2 separate regions of the Homo sapiens genome follow, and region 2 is linked to region 1. The links are chromatin contacts, found by Hi-C or POLR2A ChIA-PET in ENCODE. All regions are on one chromosome and are shown on one strand. Each heading gives the region's core, a stretch centred on a gene start or an enhancer-like site at or near the end of the contact. The rest is flanking DNA. Distances are from core to core; before and after follow the strand shown. Region 1 has its middle 41 kb from the start of TLR2. Region 2 overlaps TMEM131L (transmembrane 131 like).

What was found. A loop is a pair of places that touch in the nucleus more often than their neighbours do. ChIA-PET counts read pairs that join two places held with the same protein, here RNA polymerase II (POLR2A). Pooled maps may share reads with other maps.
Region 2: a map of GM12878 shows a loop between it and region 1 (3-fold over the local background). The contact joins two enhancer-like sites. A Hi-C loop is called at or near these places in 1 of 168 maps with a recorded cell type or tissue (GM12878), 1 of 37 single-sample maps with no recorded cell type and 10 of 50 pooled maps. POLR2A ChIA-PET finds 5 or more read pairs at or near these places in 3 of 52 experiments (activated CD4-positive, alpha-beta T cell, activated CD8-positive, alpha-beta memory T cell and activated T-cell).

The regions. Positions count from the first base shown.
Region 1 is chr4:153,641,789-153,645,341 of GRCh38, reverse strand. It overlaps the pseudogene LOC100419170. Among named protein-coding and RNA genes, the nearest start is that of TLR2, 41 kb to the left of the region's middle. RefSeq lists a silencer at 1,658-1,727. Within about 2 kb of position 1,766, at least 2 of the 41 ENCODE cell types and tissues checked have a DNase peak (open chromatin) inside an H3K27ac peak, as active enhancers do.
Region 2 is chr4:153,486,340-153,489,892 of GRCh38, reverse strand. The region is part of intron 3 of TMEM131L (transmembrane 131 like); the gene reads right to left. Among named protein-coding and RNA genes, the nearest start is that of TMEM131L, 22 kb to the right of the region's middle. RefSeq lists enhancers at 1,091-1,300, 1,451-1,620, 1,801-1,870, 1,971-2,090, 2,241-2,290 and 2 more. Within about 2 kb of position 1,717, at least 28 of the 41 ENCODE cell types and tissues checked have a DNase peak (open chromatin) inside an H3K27ac peak, as active enhancers do.

The DNA of each region.
Region 1 (3,553 bases), core at 517-3,016:
AATGCAGCCCTGCCACAGCTTGATTTTAGCCCAGGGAGATAGGTGTCAGATTTCTGATATACAAAACTAAGTTTGTGTTGTTTTAAGCCACTAAGTTTGTGAGAATTTTTTATGGTAGCAATAGAAAATTAATACCTTGTTTTTGTTTTTTAATTTGGTCATTCTTGAAATCAAAGAGAAACCTTCATTTTCAACAAAACTGCCTAGAAAAGATGGTTCATTGATCCACTATGAGCAAATCTTTCACAACATACAGCACCAAAATATAAATTTAAAAAATTAAACACACATCCTACCCCTCACACACACACATATCTCCCAAAGGCCACATGACCTAGATGAAAGGAGAAAAAAAAGCAAACTCAATACCCTCACACAAAAGTAGTCTTTGAATCAGGATTTATAAATGTATATGTTTTTTCCTATGAGTAAAGCAAACAGAAGAAAAACAAAAAATCAAAGGAGGTTGGGCACATAGCTCAAGCCTGTAATCCCAGCACTTTGGGAGGCCAAGGCAGGAGAATCACTCGAGCCCAGGAGTTCAAGACCAACCTAGGCAACAAAGTGAGACCCCATGTCTCTACAGTAAGAATACAAAAATTAGCCGAGTATGGTGGTGCATGCCTGTAGTCCTAGCTACTCAGAGGCTGAGGTGGGAAGATCACTTGAGCCCAGGAATTTGAGACCAGCCTAGGCAATATAGTAAGACTCTGTCTCTATAAGAAATAAGGAATTAGCTGGGTGTGGTGGCACATTCTTGTGATCCCAGCTACTTGGGAGGCTGAGGTGGGAGGATTACTCGAGCCCTGGAGGTTGAGTCTGCAGTGAGCCAAAATTGTGCTGCTGCACTCCAGCCTAGGCAACAGAGTGAGACCCTGTCCTTTAAAAAAAAAAAAAGCTGGGCTGAGGGGGCCCACCAAAGGGGTAAGGAAAAACTTATAGATGAAGGCCTCACAAGACTTAATACATAGACAGCATCACTGTGCATTATCTCAGACTTTTTCACAAGGTATTCAATCCTGCCTGTCATTCTTTATATTCAGGAAATACTAAAGTAAGAAAAGTGATTTTTTCTTTTCTTTTCTTTTTTTTTTGAGATGGAGTCTCACTCTGTCACCCAAGCTGGAGTGCAATGGCGCAATCTTGGCCAACTGCAACCTCTGCCTTCCGGGTTGAAGCAATTCTCCTGCTTCAGCTTCCCGAGTAGCTGGGATTACAGGCATGCACCACCACAGCCAGCTAAGTTTTGTATTTTAGTACAGACGAGGTTTCACTATGTTGTCCAGGAGGGTCTCAAACTCCTGACCTCAAGTGATCTGCCCGCCTTAGCCTCCCAAAGTGCTGGAATTACAAGCGTGAGCCACCATGCCTGGTCGATTAACTTTTAATAGACCATGCATTTAGGTTAATTATTTCTCTGGTTAAAAGCACTCCACAAAAATAGAGTTAGAAATAAATTTTAAAAGGAGGTGTATTTCTTTTTCTTGTTTGATAATATTTTATTGATTATAATGTTTTCTTGGTTTTTGCTTGTCTTTTATATAGAATAAACAGTTTAGCTTGGACTTGTGTAATAACATAATAAAATGTAAAAATTGACGCTATTAAAGGACTTAAACAATAAAATGATGGAAAGTAGTAGGTAGATTCTGCATGATAAGAAGCATATCCACAGCTCTGAATAGCTGAGCAAGTCTACAGGACTTTTCCTATGTTCATATTAATCACTAGGGGGCAACATAGACTATACCTTTAATAATCACATATCACAGTCAGATTGCGGATACAGGAAGTGAAAGCAGAGACATGAGTGGCAGAAGTCAGGAAGATAAAAGCTGCAACTAAAATCATCAGTTAATTTTGTGAACTGCATGAAACCATCAGTAACCAGTTATTTTAGTAGGATAACCTACTGAGTGAAGTCTTAGGAGCTTTCTCTTTTTATTTTTTATTTATATTTTTTTGTAGAGACAAAGTCTCCCTATGTTGCCCAGGCTGGTCTCCAACTCCTGGCCTCAAGCAATCCTCCCACCTCACCCTCTCAAGTAAAAGATTTTTCTTTTAATTTTTGAAGGAAATCAAGTAGACATGATCATTGTGCTCTGAAAGTCATGCACAGAATCATGTAGCGCATTAAAAAGTCATGAAAAATGGAATCCTTTTTTTTTTTTATCAAGCATACCTATCAATTACACATCAGTACAATCACTTTTTTTCTGTCCAGAGTGCCCAATCAATGTATCAATGTGGCCTTGTTTTAGTTTCCTTTTTTTTTTTTTTTTTTTTTTTAAAGAGATAGGGTCTCACTTTGTTGCCCAGACTGGTCTCAAACTCCTGGCCTCAAGTTATCCTCCCACCATGGCCTCCCAAATCACTGGAATTATAGGTGTGAGCTACCGCACAGCCAGTTTTGTTCTTTACATTGTATAATATACATGACATGAGTCATGTCATCCTTGCTCAGCTTCAAAAAACATGAAGGAAGCTTCCAAATGGGGAAAGAGCCAGTAATGGAGGGAAAATAAAACACCACCTTAGGAATTGTGTTTTTGATTTTCATACTTACTAGTAATTTTTTAAATATGTTTATATCTACCCAATGTTTTGGTTGTATGTGTTTTAATTATTAAATGCTATAAATCTATTTTGGGAGAAAGTTAGTTACAATAATGAATGCATTTAAAAAAACACTAATACCTAATTGTTGTGCATATCTTTTGCTATTTTCCTTAGAAGTTACTTCCTGGAAGTTCTTAAGGTGCATGACATATATGGCCAACCAATTTATAATCCCATCCCACAATGTATAAAAGTGCCTGCCTCACTTGCCCCCACCAGTACTGAGGCCCAATTTTATATTTTTCCTGTTGTTTCATGTTCTTTCATTTAAATTGACCATAGCAATTTTATGGAACAATAATGTTACCGAAACACCAGTTCAGTCTAGGCCCCATTGCTCACCAGAGAGGCAATCGCTAAGATGACAAGCGTTGCCAGGGAAGAAGCCTTTATTGCATTACGGGTGATGTCAGCCGAAGAAACAGAAGCCAAACCTCCAATCCGTTCCTTCCCCAAGCCTAAAGTTAAGGATTTATATAGCAAGGAAGGAAAACAGGCGGGGCAAGGGAGCAGACAGTTGAATGAGGAGTCTAGTGTCTCATTGTAACCACTGTGGGGAAATGGGAATTAGAGAGGGGTAAGGAAGAGGAGTCGGTCAGCAGGTAGCAGTGCGTTTCACTGTAAGTTCTCAAGCTTCAGTTCTATGGGCACCCCGCTTGTGGGAAAATTTGGTCAGTTTCAATAAGAGTAGTCAATTAGGGGTGCTATGTGCCAAACACCATCCAAACGCTAATTCATTAAACTTCACAACTGCATGAGGTATGTTGCTATTATCATCCCCGTTTTACAGAAGAGGAAACTGAGGCACGGAGAGGTTAAGTATGTGGTGAAGCTGGAGTTAGAATCCAGGCAGCCTGGCCCCAAAGAATATGCTGTTTAATGGAGCCTCTACTAAAATGGAAAGTTCTAGAAACCAGCAGTGGTTTTTCTCCCC
Region 2 (3,553 bases), core at 468-2,967, 160 kb after region 1:
CATTAGTCGCTTTTTTCTGAATTCTGACACAAGGAACGAGGTTTGATTTCATGGTTTTGCCTATTTGCTCATTATTAAATCTGCCCACTTATTTTCCGCAAGAAAAAAAAAAAATTGGGCCAGGCGCAGTGGCTCACACCTGTAATTTCAGCACTTTGGGAGGCCAAGGTGGGTGGACCATGAGGTCAGGAGTTTGAGACCAGCCTGACCAACATGGTGAAACCCCGTCTCTACTAAAAATACAAAAATTAGCCGGGCATGGTGGTACATGCCTGTAACCCCAGCTACTCAGGGGGCCGAGGCAGGAGAATCGCTTGAACCTGGAAGGCAGAGGTTGCAGTGAACTGAGATCGTACCACCGCACTCCAGCCTGAGTGAGAGAGTGAGACTCTGTCTCAAGAAAAAAATACTTCTCCCCAGTGCTCACAATCTTGTGAAAATAAAGAATTTTCCTTGGACGTGCTCCTACAGATACACAAAGAAATAATTCAGAAATAAAATCCATTCAACCAAAAGGCCAGGTTCAATGAGCTGGGAAGAAACTGCGTGGGTTTTGCAGCTGCGGCTGGAGCCCAGGAGTCCAAAGCTGCCGTAGACTGGTCTGTGCAGCTCTCAGGAAGGAAGCTTCACAGTGGATCGCTTCACACATCACCAGCCCAATACCAAAAAGGCGTTTCTCAGGAGCCCTGGTGTTGGGGGAGGGCAAGGAAAACAAGTGAGGGACATTCACAAGGGCTCACAGACGAGTCTCGCTGGGGACTATGTGTTATGGGTTAAACTGTGTCTCCACCAACCCCAACATGATATGTCAAAGTCCTAACCCCAGTACCTCAGAATGTGACCTGACTTGGAAACAGGGTTGGTGCAGATGCAATTAGTCCAGATGAGGCTGGACTGGAGTAGGGTGGGCCCCTGCTTCAATATAACTGGTGTCCTTATACGACAGCCACGTGAAAGCACGGAGACACCCAGGGAGAGCGCTGTGCGACAAGAGACTGGAGTGCCGCAGCTGCAAGCCAAGAAACCCCACAGGCTGCCGGCGAGCCCGCAGAAGCTAGGAAAAGGCGAGGGCGGACTCCCCGAGGGTTTCAGAGGCAGCGTGGCCCTGCCGGCTTGACAGAGGACTTCCAGCCACCGGACTGTGAGGAGAGAATACAATTCTGTTGTTCTAAAGCCGCGCAGTTTGTGGCACTTCGTTAGACAGCCCTGGGAAATTAATACACCACACTTGAACTTGAGTTGCTTCCTGTTGCCCTACTCCATCCAGCCCCCTCAGCTGGCAAATGCTCCCACTCCACCACAACAGAGCCGCAGGGAATCCCCGGGTTGCTGTGTGGCTGGGGAGGCCCTTCTCCCCTGTAAGTGGCACACAACAGGCTGGGCTATCCCAGGCCCAGGCCCTTGTCCCAATTTTGTTCCTTCTCTCCAAGTTCCCGGCTGCCTCCTCTGGGCCCTGCCCTCACCAGGGCCCGGTCCCCACTCCTCCCACAGGCAGCCCTGGCCCTCCAGCTGCAGGACGGGGTGTGGAAGTCCCCTTGGGGTGGGCAGTGCCCCGTGCTGCTTCCGCCCACCCCAGTTTCTCACAGAATTTTTAGAACACTTCTTTCAGTTTTGCCTTAAGTAATATCCTTCCTCATGCCCCAACAACCCCACTCACACTGGTGCACTCACGCACCCTCATTCTCTCTTACACACAACTCAGCCACAGGCCCACAGGGTCTCTCTCTCTCACACAAAACTCAGCCACAAACCCACAACGGTCTCGGTCTCTCTCTCACACACACACACGCACACAAAACTCAGCCACAGGCTCACCAGGGTCTCTCTCAACATGCACACATACACACACACACCCCTCAGTCATAGGCTCACAAGAGTCTCTCTTGTCTCTCATACATACACAAACACACACAACCAGCCACAGGCCCACAAAGGTCTCTCTCTTTGTCCCTGTCTGCTCTCTCGCACTCACAAACACACATCTCAGCCACAGGCCCACCAGAGTCTGTCTGTCTCTTTGTCTCTCTCACTCTCTCTCACACACATACACCTCAGCCACAGGCCCACAAGGGTCTCTCTCCTTGTCCCTGGCTCCTCTCTCTCGCACACTCCCACACACACACATACAGCTCAGCCACAGGCCCACGAGGGTGTCTCTCTCTCTCTCTCTCTCACACACACACACACACACACACACACGCCTGTGCAGCTCCACAGGGGCCTGGGCCAGGAGACAGATCTGAATACACATACCACCCTGTGCTGTGAGTGGCCACTCCCATCCAACAACTGAGACTTTCTGTTACTGGGCCAAGGTTTTCTGCCAAACTTACTTCCCTTATAATGAATGAATTCTCCCTCAGAAGGTTCCTCAGTCCTCCCCTGGAAGCTGACCTGCAATGGCCTAACCCACCTATTTACCAGGCATGCCAGGACATATGAGACCCTGATAGGTGGACACCAAAGCTCAGCCTGGAACCCCACCCCCATGTGCATCATTGCAGCAGAACTTCTTCGGACACACTCGATCCACCAGCTAACACTCCATACCCTATGAAGAGAATACGTACGGATTCTAGGTTTGATAAAATCCTGGGCCAGTGGTGGTAAGTCAGGCTGAAAAGCAACCATCTCCCAATTTCCACCCACTGTTTTACCTACAAGACTATTTCTACCTCTCATTATTTAATCCTCCACAAAAAGTATATTTTGTAACATGGTCCCTGAGCTGCCTCACCCTGGGCCAATGGTTTTCAAACTTGAGCGTGCATCAGAGCCACCTGGAGGGCTTGTTAAAACAGATCTCTGGGCTCCTCCCCTAGAGCTTCTGATTCACACCAGGTCTGGGGTGGGGTCTGAGAACCGGCCAGTCTAGCGAGTTCCCAAGCGATGCTGATTTAGGTCCCTGGACCAGGCTTCGAGAAACACTGCCCTAGACCGCTCATTTCTCGCTGAGCTCAGGTGGCCCAGCATAGCACTCAGCATAGCACACACTGCTGTCGGCCTTCCCACTGCCCATTCCCTTCCTCCCACTTAGGCAAAGCCGGGTTGTGCTCCCTATGACTAAACCCTGCAGGACAGAGCTGATCACGTGGTTCCACCACTCCACAGGCGTGGGTGGGTGAGTGGTTCAAGGTGAGTGCAGACCCACCTGTAAGATGTGAAGGGGAAGTCTGCTGGGGAGTACTTCTGAGAAAGTAGCCAGGGGTTCTTTTAACCTGCCTTTGGATGTTCAGGTGGGAGGCTGGGAGGCTGTGAAGCACACAGACCTCCTGCAAACGTGAGGGGAGCTGCACGGCACACAGAGTCCAACAGAACAGACAGGTCCGAAGAACCAGGCTCCCAGGTGCTGACACTAACCTGCTGAGTAAACCAACCCAGAACCACCCTGCCTCCAGGCTTCTTGTTAAGTGACATCATGCATTCTTTATTGTTTGAGCTGGTTGAGTCAGGGTTTTGTTACTTGCTGCTGAAAATAATCCCAAAGCAAAGCAAGCTGACAGGACAGCTCCTCTAAAGGCAACCTCTCAGCACACATTACAATGGCATGTGT